Regions from separate parts of the Homo sapiens genome. Here region 2 is linked to region 1. The links are chromatin loops, found by intact Hi-C in ENCODE. Cell type or tissue: IMR-90. All regions are shown on one strand. Region 1 has its middle 53 kb from the start of LINC02642. Region 2 overlaps TAF3 (TATA-box binding protein associated factor 3).

Region 1 (8,000 bases):
TGAAGGCACTATGGAGAGTCTGTTTCTTTAGGTCTCCTCTCTCGCTCATATTTTATTTAACCCCGTGTAACCCTGTAAGTGCTTACACTGTCACTCGCAAGTCATTTTGTGAGTCTCGGGGTTTATTTTTTAGCATCTACCCAATGTTCTAGGCAGGTTGCTCAATGGCCTGTGAGTTAGGGATGATCTCTGCCCGTTGGGAGCTTATACTCTGATGCGGGAGAGAGCCACAACGGAGCACTCACGGAAGGTTGACAATACCACGACTTTACGCAAAGCCGTTCACCACCTGTGTGGCTTTAGGAAAACCACTTCACTCCCCTGAACCTGTTTCTTTATCCAGAACAATTTGCTTTGGATTGCTTTTCACGTCTGTATTCCCACCGCCCAGGGCACCGCCTGGCACATCCACATCAGGTCAAGTTCAAAGTGCTAAATACGTACACATGGTGGGCTTCATCATGAGTGAGTGTGATGACAGGAGGAGGAGAGTCCTCAAACGGGGTGCCCTTCTGAGATCACCATGTGCATGGCGGGACGTGCAGAAAATGTGGTGCCAAAAGATTTAGTGGGAGCTCTAACTCCCTCACCTGTGAGCATGGCCACCTAAGCCAAGGCACAGAGCTGTGACTTATCATTAACACGGGGCAGTGATGCCTTCTCACAGGGCCCAGGCAAACATAAATGGAATATCTGAGCATAGTAAACTCTAATTATTGTTGGAAATATTATTACTGATTTTGGTCACTTCTTGGGCTGTGGGCCACCAAGGGAATGACTTAGGATAGAAAGGAGTGTTTTAAAATTAGATTTGCTCTGTCTGGAGGATTAAGATCACTGCAGTTTCACACGGGGAACCATCTCTCTCTCTCTCTACCATCTTTTCCTACCCACATTCTTACTTTGCAGCCGAGCTGGTAGCTAAGTCTGTTTCTGTAAATGAGCTTCAGAGGCTCCGGGAAACTTTCCATTTTATCAGGACTGCTGCTACGGTTTTGGAATTAATCTCAAACACATAACTTTAATAGAAGGTCAGTTTTAATCTGAGCACATAAATCTCTTATTTTTGCAAGATACAGATTGAGTTGCCACATGTTTTCCAGGTTATCATCTCATGAGTTCAATTAGTTTACAATAAACAGTAACAAACTATATTTCTGTGCCTTACAAGCTGGGAAGACCACTGGACTATCACTGTCAAACTCCCCTCCGGAGCCCAAAGCAGACGGCCATGGGGAGAGGGATATGGATGGGACGGGGTGCTTTGTAAAACGTCAAAAACGATAGGCAGTCTCCACATTGCTACCCCTTTACCGCCAGAAAAACCACATCTGTTTTCCTCACTGCTGCTTAGAGCACCCAAACTTTGTCAATGGGGTGCTTCTTGTCTGCTCTCTATGACCTGGAAGTTTCTTTCTCCCATAAGTGAAAAAAGTGAGAGCTGAGAGAACCAGCCCCATGAGCTGCAGGTCCTGCTGGACTCCACGTTCACAACTTTACATTGGAAACTGTAGAGTTATGACTCGTGTGTGATTTCCTGATGATCATGCTCTGGTCCCAAGACAGTCCCACAAGAGAGCTGGGCTAGAAGCCAAACTGAGGGGAGCTGCCCTCACCCAAGAGGTGCACCTTGGGTGCCCTCTGCCGAGACACCCAAGAATTCAGTCTGCCTAAGACAGTAAGCTCCCTGAGGGCAGGAACCACATCTGCCTTGTTCTCTTTTATATCCATGGTACTGAGTGCAGCACCCTGCACAAAGCAACACCTAGCAAGTATTTAAGGGGTGAATGAATGAATGCCTAGCGGCCCCTCACCTGAGTACCCTCCCATCCAGAGCTGGGGAAACTCCGGTCAGAACGCTCTTTAGAAGGCTGACTCATGAGGGACCCTCACCCCTTAGGCTGAGTGAGGCGTCTGTTCTTCCTGTAGGGCCACCCCAGCAGTCTCATCATGTCCATCATATGTCACTATCAAATTATTATGTTCAAAGGCAAAACCCCGTCTCTACAAAAATTACAAAAGTTAGCCGGGCATGGTGGTGCATGCCTGTAATCCCAGCTACTTGGGAGGCTGAGGCAAAAGAATCGTTTGAACCCAGGAGGTGGAGGTTGCAGTGAGCTGAGATCATGCCACTGCACCCCAGCCTGAGCAACAGAGACTCTGTCTCAAAACAACAAACAACAAAAATTCTTATGTTCATTCACAGATCCATTATTTCAACAAAACTAACTGAATATGTGCCATGTGCCAGCAGTATTCTTCTTTTGAAAATACATAACACAGTTGGGAGTGGTGGCTCACACCTGTAATCCCAGCACTTTGGGAGGCTGAGGCAGGTGGATCACTTGAGGCCAGGAGTTCAAGACCAGCCTGACCAACACAGCAAAACCCCGTTTCTACTAAAAGTATAAAAATTAGCCAGGTGCGGTGGTGCACACCCGTAGTCCCAGCTACTTGGGAAGCTGAGACATGAGAATCTCTTGAACCCAGGAGGTGGAGTTTGCAGTGAGCCAAGATTGTGCTACTGCACTCCAGCCTGGGTGACAGAGTGAGACTCTGTCTCAAAATAATAATAATAATAATAGTACATTAACATGACCCAACTTTCAAAATTAGATAAGAAGGTGTGAAATGAAATGTCTTCCCCACTGGTAGCCATCGTTATTAGATTTTGAACAAAACAGTAGGCTCAACTCACCCTGTCTATCCCATCCAGGTTACAAAATTGTTCCATTTTTCCCAACTCCTACAATGCATTTTCATGATTGGGAACGAATCTGGTCTCTTCCTTTACTCATATGTAATAATTCATGCCATTTACGGAATAGTGGAGTCAAATCAAGTGAATTCGCAGTGGGCAGGTGGGTGTCTGTCCCAGGCTGACCTGCTTGCTTTCACAGCACCTTCAGTGCAACCCTACAGTTGCTGATCCCGAGTGCACCTGCGTTCCTGCTGGTCCGGGAGCTGATCAGGTGGATTCACTAATTTGGGCTTACGTCTGAAGTACACGCACCTTCTGCGATCTCCGTTCTCCCTTATTCCCAGCAGGAATTGCTGAGAAAATGAGGAGTGGCTGCTTTGTAATTTTCTGACAAATGAATGAAGTTTAAACATCTGCTGGAGATGTATCATGTGATCTTCATGAGTGACAGCTGTCTTTTATAGAGAGGGGAGGGAAATATAGATGACGCAATAGAAAGTAGCTCTACAAATAAGCGAAATGGGAAATCTGCTGACGGTGAAAATATACATTCATCAGTGTTATCTCACAGCATGAGATAATCCATCAGCCCTTCTTTCTGTTGGCTTTTTCTTTTTCCTTGTGTTGAGGGGGACTATGACAATAACCCAGTAGATGGCGCTCATTGTCCGTTTATCTGCCATTGTGTGGCTCTGTCACTAGGTTGAGCTCAATTTTAAGATTTGAGAGCTAGAGGGCAAGATTTCCTTAGAAATGACACCGATTTAAGGGAAAAAATTAAAAATTTAAAAAAAAAAACGCTTTTAAAAATCTCTTTGAGAAGACTATGTCTATGAAGGTCCCAAACTTCAAGTTGCAAATCTCAGCTTGTAGCAAGGAAATCAGAGATGTGAGGGAGCTTTGCCACCAAACGTGGCCGTGACTTTCTGAAGGTGAGCACTAGGAACCACGGGGAGAGTGACTCGTGGAAAACCCTCCGCAATTCTCATCGAACTCTGCTGTTCCCCGGAAAATGCGTCTCAGGTCTGCGGGCTTTATTTGTGGTCTATTGCTCTCCATGAAATGAGGATTCCGGTTGTTGGGCATTTCAGGTGGAAGCACAGAAGAGACGCCGCTCCTGTGCGTCTGGGAAGATCCCGTCTGTCATCTGGAAGTCATAAAAGCCACTTTCGGAAACACAGATGTCACTTTTGGGGAACGGTCGTCATGTTTCAAGGCCCTTCCTTGGGTTTGAACTGGGAGGGCCAGAGTCGGCCCAGGGAATGGTGATTGGCACATGGAGGTGTCCTGGCAGCGGTGGCCGCCAAGGGGCGGTCGGCCCTCCTGTCCCCGCCACCCTCAGCCCCGCTGCTGGGCCCTTCCAGGCCTTTCTCCCAGCTCCCTGCGTCGCCTCAACCTCCTGCTCTCACCCGCTTTGTGACTCCAACCAGAACAGCCCGTCACTTCATTTCTTAAGAGTCTTCCTTTTGTGCCTTTCACATTTTCCTCTAAAATTTAAACTAACGATTTGTGTGTGGGGTGTATACATTGTGTGTGGGTGTATATATTATGTGGGGGAGTATATATTGTGTGGGGTGTATATATTGTGGGGAGTGTGTATATTGTGTGGGGTGTATACATTGTGGGGGGTGTATATATTTTGGGGGATGTATATATTGTGTGGCGGATGTGTATATTGTGGGAGGATGTATATATTGTGGAAGGATGTATATATTGTGTGGGGGATGTATATAGTGTGGGATATTGTGTAGAGGGAGATTATATATCGTATGTGATGTATATATTGTTTAGGGTGTATATATTGTGAGGGATGTATATATTGTGGAGGGTGTGTATATTGTGTGGGGGAGTGTATATATTTTGGGAGGATGTATATATTGTGTGGAGGGGGATGTATACATTGTGTGGGATGTATATAATGTGGAGGGTGTATATGTTATGGAAGAGTGTATATATTGTGTGGAGGAGTGTATATATTGTGGGAGGATGTATATATTGTGTGGAAGGGGATGTATATATTGTGGGGGTTGTTTATGTTGTGGGGGATGTATAGGGAACAGTTACCTCAGATTCGCAGAGAATGGAGCCTGTCCCCATGTGCTGTGACTTGCCAGAGTCCCCAGTGCCTGTGACCACCTCTGACCCTGGAAGTGAGGGTCAGAGGAGGTCACAGAGGCCAAGGAAGGGTGCTCCCTCGTGCTGTCACCAGGCTGATGAGATGCAGGTGACAACTTTCCCCAGACCACCCTGATGTGTGTCCACTTCCATTAAAATCAATGTTATGATGGTGTTGGCACTTGGCTCCTGGAAAGGTGACACCAAGGCTCTGAAGATGAAAAGCCACACGAGCACACCCCGCCCCTTCCTCGGTGGCCTCCAGAAACTCTCTCGCAGCACTCCCCACTTTCTGCTATTTAGGGGCCTTTACAATACTTGTTACATTCATTGGGCAGACATGGCCCACATTTTCTAAGAATGCTCATTCAGGTTGCTTCCAGAACTGGCTTAGCTTTTTTAAGTTGAAGAGGAGGGAAGGGTTTGGGGAGGTAGGAAAGGGTGTGTGTGGCCTCTGAGATATGGGCTGGAGTTTTATTTAACAAAACAGATGATAGCAAGACAGATGAGACTAGATAGATGGACTAGATAGATAGATGAAAATAGAAGATAGATGATTGATAGATGATAGATGACTGATAGGTAGCTGACAGATAATAAAAGATAGATGATTGATAGATGCTAGAAGAGAGATATGTAGATAGATGATTGATAGGTAGATGACAGGTAGAAAAATTAACTGAGCTCATTTTCTAATGTGACCTCATGTTGAATTTTTTAATTTCTGAACAAAAGAGTCCTCCCATCAAAGTAGCCTATGTTCCTTGACAACCCATTGCCGGGCAGAGCATTCTTGGGGATACTCAACTTGCCCCTCAAGGGGTCCCTGGAAATGGGGATGCACACAGCATCCCATGTGTATATCTATAGAAGAGGATATAGATAGATACATAGATAGATAGATATGGATAGAGGAATAGCTAGACTTTATATTCCAGTTTATTGTTCATAAAGGTAATCCAAAGAAAGGCAAGCATCATTTATTAGTTTACCTCGTAGAGAAATCCCAGGCGAGCCATTTGCCTATTTTTGGTAAAATGAGCTTATTGCTTCCTCCTGTAGTCTGAGGTAGCTCACCCTGGTGCTGCGGGAATGTGGAAACCTGGGACCCGGGGAGACGGTGGCTGCTGTGGGAGCCGTGGTCTTTCCCTCTAAACTGTGGCAACAAGTCAGGGAACAAGGAATTTAGAGACAGAACCGAAGACAGTATTTATTCTGCCTGTAAGTGGCAGAATCTGTCTTCAGACAACTCCTGGGGACGCTGTGTGTGTCCCCATTTCCAGGGACCCCTTGAGGGGCAAGTTGAGCATCCCCAAGAGCCATCTGCCTGGCAATAGGCTGTGGAGGGACACAGACTACTTTGATGGGAGGACTCATTTGTTCGGAAATTAAAATACTCAACGTGCGGTCAAGTTAGAAAATGGGCTCATTAAATTTTTCCAGCGATCTTAGACCCATCCAGTGATGAGTGCATCCCTAAGGTCTGCAGACTTGTCCTGAATACGCCACTTTAAAAACAATACCGATTAATTAAGACTAGGTCCACTTAGCCCTTCTGCTTTTTGAAAAGGATCCTCCAAATAACAAATTTGTTGTGTTATGGATTGGTTTAGAGACAACAGGCTCACTTGATTACAATGCCACGCTTCAGATATTTTTACTGAAACCGATCAGGCCTCCGAGAGAGTCTCGGTAACAAGGAAGGCTCTGGAAATGCCCCCGGGGGGGTGAAATGGAGCTCCCTTCAAAGGTTTTGGTCTTGTGATTAATAACAGGAAGAAAAAGACTCTACAAAAGCACAGGCTCTAGGTTCCGAGCTTTCTCTTTTGCATCCCTGTCCGTGACTTTTCCCTCCTCAATAAATCTGAAAACGCTGCTGTGGGATTCTGATTTTTTCTTTTCCTTCTCTTCCAGCAAAACATCTTAAGGAACCAAAGGAAGAAAGACAACGTCCTTGGAGAATCTGGTTAGATTTTTATCACTTTCATTCAATATGTGGAATGGAAGAAGAAAGATTTTACCAGTTTCTAGGTTTTTTGTCCAATGATAACTTGTACTCATACTTTTTACTCCTGAATATTCCAAATATGACACACGGTGGAGGATAATTCTTCTTAGTTTATAAAATAGCCTTTAGCACAAAATAAATTGTTCTTTTTCCTGTTATACACCACACATGAAAGTCAAATGAGATAAATCTAATATGTACAAAAAGCATAAAACTATTCCAGAAATGCTTAATTTTCTTTAACTTTGGCTTATTTTTAAAACACCATTGGTTGAGGTACATAAATTTTGTCCAGATTTCTAGTTTATCCACTGTGCTGCTTAGTCTGAAGATGTTTCTAAAATTCTCTCTGTCTTAATTTTCTCATTTTGTGGACATAAATTGGCATTACTTATGATCAAAGTTACCATAAAAATCATAAAAATATAAATATTACAATTTAATATCTCCATTGAAGTCACTGGGGCAGACAAAAATCATAACATGTAGGTCAGCGGTCCCCAACTTTTTTGGCACCAGGGAGGGACCAGTTTCTTGGGAGACAATTTTTCCAGTGACCTGGGGGCATGGGGGAGGGGGAGGAGAGGGAAAGGGAGGAGGGTGGTAGGAGGTGGGGGGGATGGCTTCGGGATGAAACTGTTCCACCTCAAATCATCAGGCATTAGGTTCTCATAAGGAGCACGCAACTTAGATCCTTTACAATAGGTTCGGCACTCCTATGAGGATGCAGTGCCAATGCCGATCTGACAGGAGGGGGAGCTCAGGCGTAATTAATTGCTGGCTTGCCAGCTGCTCATCCTTGCTGGGCAGCCCAGTTCCTAACAGGCCCCGGAAATTGGGAACCCTGACATAGGTAACTATAATATATATTTTACAATTTTTTTTGAGACAGGGAGGGTCTCACTCTGTCACCCAGGCTGAACTGCAGTGGTGTCATCACGGCTCACTGCAACCCTGACCTCCTGGGCTCAAACAATCCTCCTGCCTCAGCCTCCTGAGTAGCTAAGACGATAGGCACATGCCACCATGGCTGGCTAATATTTCTTAATATTTTTATAGAGATGGGGTCTCACTGTGTTCCCAGGCTGGTCTCAAACTCCTGACCTCAAGCAATCCTCTGCTTCAGCCTCTCAAAGTGTTGGGATGACAGGCGTGAGCCGCTGTGCCAGGCTTATC
Region 2 (8,000 bases), 350 kb after region 1:
TTCATAATTAATTCAGAGTGTAAAACAATACATCGTAGAACAATTCCCTATTTTGCTTGTTAATCTAAAGATTTCACATTATATTCTACTTATTTTAAAAATAAAAAATATTCTAGAAGATAGTAACTTTAGAAAAATTTTAAAATGTAGATAAAAAATGTTTACAGATAAGATAAAAGAAAGATGTCACATATAATCCCATGAAGAATAATCCTTCCTGACTTCTACCGTGTGTGTGTGTGTCTGTGTGTGTGTGTCTGTGTGTGTGTGGAGTGGAGGCAGGAGTGTAGAGACGCACACACACATACACACACATAAATACATACGTACATAGATGTTGATTTCTTTTTCCAAAATGAGATCACACCATATATTCTGTGCTCTGATTTGGGTTTTCTCCCCAGCTTATTTTATTGTGAAGGTCTTTCCATGTCTGTTAACTTATCCTCATGGGAGCATAGTGTTGCATTACCTGTGTGTGCCATCATGAATTTACATAGTTCCCTGTTGTGACATTTAGATTGTGTAGAATTTTTCACTATTTTAACAGTGCTTTTATTAACATTCTTAATCACACACATCCATTTGCGTTTTCTCATAATTTCCTTAAGAGAAATTCCTGGAAGAACTGCTGTGTTGATTGTCACCTTTTTAAGCTTTTGATACATATTTCAGTTGCCCTCCAGAAAGGCTGTCCCAGCATGCACCCCTGCAGCAGCACGGACTGCCTCCTTCCCTGTGCCTGCATCTGCAGTGCATATTATCCTTTTTGATCTTTGGCAGACTGGTGAAAAATAGTTCTGTCTTGCATGCCTTTGATTACCAATGAATATATTTATGTTTATAAACTATTTGTACTTTTTCCATTATAAATTGCTCTTTAAAAATTCTTTGCCTCTTTTATCACGCCTGACCCCTGGGTTTTGGTTGGCCCAGAGATTACTGAACTACTTTCGACCCCAAGTTTTGCATATTTAAATTTATTTTTAGGGATTTCAGGTGAGCATCTTTAAAAAAATTAGATAATTAGGAGAAATGAAAACGGCTTGTATTAGTATACAAATAGTAATGTAGGTATTGGCATAAAACAAAACTTGCTTTAAGGACTCGCTCTAAAGACATGTCTTTCCCATTACATTACTGAATAGAGGTTTAACTTTGAACTCATTCTTATGAGTAGGGAATCATAAAACTCTGATCCCAAGTCCATCATTCCTTCTTCTTTGAGCATGAAATTCTCATCAGTCATTGGTTGTACTTTGGAACTACTGTATATTAGAAACCAATTCTCACTTTTCCGGGAGTATATTGTTTAAAAAACAAATTCAGATCCATCAGGATATGTTCTCTCCATTTTTACTTATAGTTAATTCTCTGCTGCTTTCCTAATTACTTTTGTTTCTTTTCTTCCAGTGGTCGGTTAGAATATAATTTATTTACGTGAGTGTTGCCTGATGGAAGATACTTTCTGGTGGTTCATTATAAAATACATTTTTTAATGTAAACTTCATTTTTCTATTGATTTCCATTGTACAATTGGAAACTGTAACTGTTAGTGAAAAATGGCGGTCTGTTGTTGAAGAGTTAGGATGGTAACTTGTTAAACTTCTACAGACTCCTGACTTGAGTTTTTAGGCCTTAACGAGCGGCAGAACTCGACACGCTTCTGAGTTCGCCTTCCTTCACTTCTTCTCTAAGTCCTTTCCTTGAGTGTCTTAACACTCATGCCTGCCCCCACTTAACATTTTTCCCTGACAGTCTCCTGCTGGGGCCATTTTGTTCTTGATCCCTTCTTCTGCCCTGCCACCCCCACTCCATATTTAAGATGCTAAAAGAATGTATTCTAAGCCTTACCTTTCTTGAAGCTCAGAGTTTCTTGTAATATGAAAAAAAATTGTTTCCTATAAAGCTATTAAGTTCTTATATTGCTTTCAGAAGTATAATTTTCATGACTTAGATTGTATGTATCTGTGATAGAAATTATTTTTGTATAAGGAAAGACAACGGAAAATTTTTAGTCTAGACATAACAGTTTATTTTTGCTAGAAATTAAAAATAGTAATACACTGTAGTCAGTCGTTTAATATACTTGTTCTTAAACTTTATTAGTTCACTTAAAAGTTTCCTATCATACAATATAAAATTCAAAGATTTTAAAATACATGTAGCTGGAAGTCTTGTTATTTCTTGTAAATCAGACTTGCATATGTGGTAGAATTTCTACTTCAAACAAAGGAAATATTAGTAATGATGGCTATTTCATTATTGAGATCTGTGTGCTAAGCATATATTAATTGTTCCTAAAACCAGATATTCTTACAGAAATATTTATTGGATTAAAGAAATATTTACTGGTTAAAATAAATAAATTGATAGTAAATTTTCTCTGAATCTAAATTGATGACAAATAACTGCTGCTTTTTTTTTTTTTTTTTTTTTTTTTGAGACGGAGTTTTGCTCTTGTTGCCCAGGCTAGAGTGCAATGGTGTGATCTCTGCTCATTGCAATCTCCGCCTCCCAGGTTCAAGTGATTCTGCTGCCTCAGCCTCACAAGTAGCTGGGATTATAGGCATGTGCCACCATGCCTGGCTAATTTTTGTATTTTTAGTAGAGACAGGTTTTCTCCATATTGGTCAGGCTGGTCTTGAACTCCCAACCTCAGGTGATCTGCCCACCTCAGCCTCCCAAAGTGCTGGAATTACAGGCGGGAGCCACCGCGCCAGGCCAACGATTGCTATTTTGACATGACATTATATGCATGACAGCCTGAGAAGTAAAAATTCATACATTTAATGAATTAGATTTTAATTTCTTTTACTAAATATGTGAATTTTAGATTAAGAAATATTGATTAACTATCCAAATATTTCTAATATTTGTTCATCACTTAAAATAAACATGATTTGTCTTTTAGCCAGATGATATATAGTGGGAAACCACGTTTCTGAAATTCACAGTTATTTCAAAACTATAAATTTAATCGGGACGCTTTTCACATGTCAAGTTAAATATTGATTTAGGTTTAAAGTGACACAAGTTGAATTTCATTATTTATATTAAAGAAAGTCAGCGAAATTTCCATAATTAAAGTTTGTTCTTCCTGGCATTCTTTTCTAATTTTTCTTTTTTTAACCTGCAAAGTTTCCAGTTTACCAGTAGAGGGCACTGTTGTAACATGGTAGAAGTGTTGGGTTGATTTTTTTTTTTTTTTTTTTTCTTTCTTTCCCAGTAGCTACCCGCTCCTCCGCCTTTGCAGTTTGGAAAGTGTTTTTTAAAAGCAATGTTCTCTGTGTAATTAAAATCAGTTCCCTGTATAATTAGCAATGGAGCCTTATTCTTTGTGGCAGAGTTTGTGGATGGCGTTATTATTTAAGTCTGTGTTCGTGTATAGCCAATGCCAGAACTGTTGCCTATTAAAATATAGGAAGTTATATTGCCGTTTATCAGCACTAAGCAATATTGTAGATGGAAATATATAAAATTACAGTATGTTTCATTTAGGTGCTCTGAGCAAATTACTCAATGGGGAACGTTTAAAACTCCTGGTTCTATCTTGAGAAATAGCAGAGTTAATGTGCCATAGTTATAATATCTTGCTTTCAGGTGCCCTGAATAATAATACAGGACAACTAATTCTTGCAGGGTTTTCAAAACTATATCTGCATTAGTGTACTGCTTAAGAAAGCCACTGATCTACTTAGCAAATTCTTTATATAATTTCTTTTTCACGCTGCCTTAAAATCATACAATTTTGATACAGATATCAAACTACTAAAATAGTATTAAAGCACAATTAAAGTTATTTCTTTCTTTCTTAAAAGACATATATGTTATATAAAATAACATTAAATGTGCATTCATTGCCTGGCTGCCTTGGGAAATATTTGGGGGCAGGGAGTTTAGAGAGAATCCAAGCCTGAATTTTGAGTTGTCAGAGGTGTAATTCATGAAGTTATAATTTATCCATAAATCCCAAAGTCTCTATAAGTAGTTTAAAAACAAACAGAAATCTTATTTCAAGACTAAATTATAGATTATTTGCTATACAATTTTTTGGAACTGAAAAAATTAAAAGTAATAATTTAATATGTTTATAATTAATTTCATTCTGTGCTTTAATATTTGTAAAATATTTGAGAATCTGGAATCTTAGGGTTTTTAAATCTTTAATCGATAGCCATATCAAATTAGGGAATTAGTATTTTCTTCAAGATTTTTTTTTTCTAACTTTATGAAATACTCTAGCTAAAAAGTTGGCTCTGTTGAAATTGTGTTTCTCTCTAACAGACCTATTTTAAAAGGTGGAAAACGGCTTTCATTGACTTACTTTGTATCCACAGACTTAGGAAAGCAGGTAATTTAATGTTTACTTAGTGATTTACTTTGACAATAAAAATGTAGGGTAAAATTTGAGAGATGAACGAGATGGTTGAGGAACCTGTCATGTAATTTTAGAAAAACATTTAGGAATATCTTTTATGCATTAGTCACTGCAGGTGCAAATTTAGAATAGTTTAGTAGAACTGGAACAAAATGTCATTTTCTAAATCTAAGTTTCTTTGGTGTTATGGATGTCCCCAAGGGAAGACATCCGAGTTCTCCCCCCCCCCCCGTCAAAAGGGGGTGTCGAATTTGAGGGGAGTCCCCCACTCCCTTGTCCTTAGGGTACGTCATAAAGCAGATGGGACCAGGTATTTTGAAGAATCAGCCAAATAACAGAAGGACATGACAGAGGCTGTCCTAGTTCCTTGATTAAAATGTGTAAGGTTGATTAGAGAAAAGAACTTAATGCTGTTTATAGATAGAAAACTGTTGCTTTCTCATTTCTTATTACCAAAGTGAGACTGAAACAAATGTTGATTCTGTTGGCACATTTGTATTGAGCACTTAGGTTCCCTGTATCATCTTGGTCATGATTACCGCTGTGTTTCCCCTCGAGAGGCCATTGCAGGTTTTAGTCTGGGCTATTTGTATTCAGCAAGGTCAAGATAAGTTTTATCGTTACAGATAAGTCAAGTGCATTAGGATCAATAGGTAATAGTAAGTGCATTGAAGATATTATTGCCAAGCTCTTAATGATTTTTTAAAGCTGTGAGCTTGTCATATAAAATATACCTCTTATTGTTTTATCTATCTGAATGGAGCTCAGGAGTCCAATTAATTTTGCGGACATTTCAAGAAAGAGTAAAGAAACTTAAGGGCAGATTAAAGCAATGTTTTTGGAAATCCTTAATTGCTCTGCATTTAAACTTGTACTGATGAAGTTTTAGAGGCTAATTATTTTTAAAGAAATGCAAAAGGACAGCTAGTAGACAGCATTTATAAATTACAAATATTACTTGAGTTTACTTGTTAAGACAATCATTTTTTGAAGTTATATATATCTTACCCCTGGGCTTTCCTGCATAAATCAGATTTCTGCTTCTTCAGGTGGGGAATAGTGTGGAAAAAAAGACCTTTTATACTTACCAAGGGATGATGGTGAGTATTTCATTATTTTAGAATTTCTGTTCTGGCCTAAATATATAAATAAGCTCTATAAGCTCTATATATTTAAAGCCAAAAATATCCTAAACATTTTCATGATTTTTTTTCTTTTTTACTGAAAGGAATAGTTTTTATGGATTATATTAATTAATATATTAAAAATATGGACTCTAACAGATATGTTTTGTCTTAGTTTTTTTTTTCAGTTAATTTTCTGTGGCCCAAAACATGACCACAACATTAGGTGAAATGTAGATTGCATTTCTTTTCTTTTCTAGGTGCAGATTACATGGAAAACTTTTTTCATCGATTTCTTAGCTGTATGTATCATGTAACTGTTCAAAACACATAAACTAAAGAAATTATGTATTGAGCTCGGGTTTTTTTCCTTCTTCAGTACAGCCATTTTAAAAAATCCTTTCTAAACTTTTTAGACTTCTAGTTTGGAATGTTGTGGTGCCTGCTTGCATTTGTGCTTCTTAATCCTTCAAAATGTGCTGTTTTTCTTTTGATACTCAATTATAGATAGCAGTTTGTAGGTTTTCCTTGTTTTAAGTGAAGCTTTCTTATCTTAGCTGATAATTGAAATAAGGAGACTGAAACCAATCTTCATATTGATTTTATGTATTCTTTATCAGTCACTATTTATATGGTAGTAAATAATCACCATTGCTGTCATAATTGTTCCTCCTCGATATTTTTTTTCTGTCTCCATACATTGTTTATTTATTTAACCATTTAAGTTGCAGGTAATATAAGCATGTGACATCCTTTCTGGAAATTGTAAACTTTTTTTTTAAAGTCCTATAAATGACGTTCTTTGAGCCTTTGGCTTATTAATCTTTATAATATTGGTCTACATTTCCACCTACTTAGCCATTTCTCTTTCTGGCTGAATAGTGATAATTTTTCCTCAACATTAGGTCAATTTATTTTATTGCTGGATTAGATTGATTGTGTTATAAGAAAGAGAAAACCAAGAGGTACAGAAGGATGTGTGGAAACCTCCACTGAAAACGGATGCTGTCCTTCCAGAGCCAGCGGGCACGAAGGGGTTGTTGGCCTCCAGTTGAAAAGTAGCATGAAAGAGAAGTTGACTGCCTCTTTTCAAAAGTTATCTTTGTGTGGTGGTCCTAATGCAATATTAAGAAAATTAGAGCTTTAAAAACCAGAACAATGGTCCTTTTAAAATATATCTAGTTTAGTGAATTTACCCCCCAAAGCCTCTGGTGTCTAATTACTCAAAAAGGAAAAGAAAGAGGAGAAATCTTTACTAGCAGAAAAATAAATTGCAAAAAGTGGCAAGTTTTTACTTTTATGGAAAACATTTTAATTCTGTTTTAATCCAGAAGGCAATAAAAGCAGCAAATTTTAAGAGTATTCATTTTTTTCTTGTACGACTAATTTTACCGACAGAAAATAATTGAACTCCAAACAAGTGATAGTAATCTTATATTACTATTAAACTTTTATTTTATTTATTTTTCTCTTTAAGTTTTTTTATCATACTATTAAACTTTTAAATTTATATTTATAAAAAGGAAGTTTGTTTTCCTCCTTTTTACTTATAATTTATCTTGTCTGTATAATAAAGGGAGACGCTTAATGACCAAAAGAACAAATCTGTACATAGATAAATTAATTTTGTGCGGTGTTTTATATTTTTCTTTTCTTTGTTCCCAAATAGTGATGAAATCGACTATTTTAGTAAGAGAAAGACTGGATTATTGTTTAGGGTTAATTTTCTGAAATATTGTGAAGCAGTTTTTAAATTTAACAAGATTAATTATTACCTGAAAGCAATACTTTAGCTTCACATTTAGAGGTCCTCGTATTTCAGACTGTGGGCCTGGTTTTCTCTAAAATTAATTAGGAACCCTTGTAAAGAGGTATTTTCAATGAAATGGGCCATAAGCAGGTATTTTAAAGTACATATTGTTTTCTAAAAGTTTTCTTGTTGGTTTTATAAGAATCGAATATGAAAGAACAACTTATTTATTGTAGCAGGAGTTCCTGTAATGCTGTTTTTGGAAATGAGTTTATTGTCCACATAGGAGAAAGAGGAGAGAGGCAGTCTTACCTATTCCTGTAGGTGAGCACCGTATACAGAATCACGGGGGTCAGTGGTTATGTGACAGTTTGTGTGTTTACTCAGCTTACTTGAAAATACAGCTATATTGTCCTAAAAGTCAGGAAAGTTCTTTGACTTAATTATCTTTATCTTTGGAGCATAGCCAAAGTCATTATTTCCACTGAAGTTGTCATCTGTGCTTTACATTTTCTTCCATCTATTAAAACTATTTTTCCTCTTCCCCCAGCAGATTGTTGAAACTTTGGGAAGTGCATGATTCTTCCTCCAGACTCTTTTCTTGTACTAGAAATAGGACAGTGCCAGACCTATCACTTGTACTTTGATTTGCTGCCTTTATCTTTAGCAAATCTAAATAAAACTGTCATCCTGATTTTCAGATCTCTCTTTGAACTTCCTTTACTCAAATTGCCCACTTTCCTAT

What was found. Hi-C counts contacts between places; a loop is a spot of excess contacts. Peaks named below come from ENCODE experiments on the same cell type or tissue, not always from the same donor. Only the 100,000 strongest peaks of a DNase experiment are listed, where the experiment ranks them.
Region 2: a loop joins it to region 1, with 7 times the contacts of the local background. A loop is called at or near these places in 15 of 110 quality-filtered maps.

The regions. Positions count from the first base shown.
Region 1 is chr10:7,522,245-7,530,244 of GRCh38, forward strand. No RefSeq gene overlaps it. Among named protein-coding and RNA genes, the nearest start is that of LINC02642, 53 kb to the left of the region's middle. In IMR-90, CTCF peaks have their summits at 3,371 (motif pointing right) and 7,580 (motif pointing right); a DNase peak (open chromatin) is centred at 3,357; H3K27me3 peaks cover 143 bases.
Region 2 is chr10:7,869,018-7,877,017 of GRCh38, forward strand. The region is part of intron 2 of TAF3 (TATA-box binding protein associated factor 3); the gene reads left to right. Among named protein-coding and RNA genes, the nearest start is that of TAF3, 55 kb to the left of the region's middle. In IMR-90, a CTCF peak has its summit at 3,157 (motif pointing right); no DNase peak of the experiment used is centred here.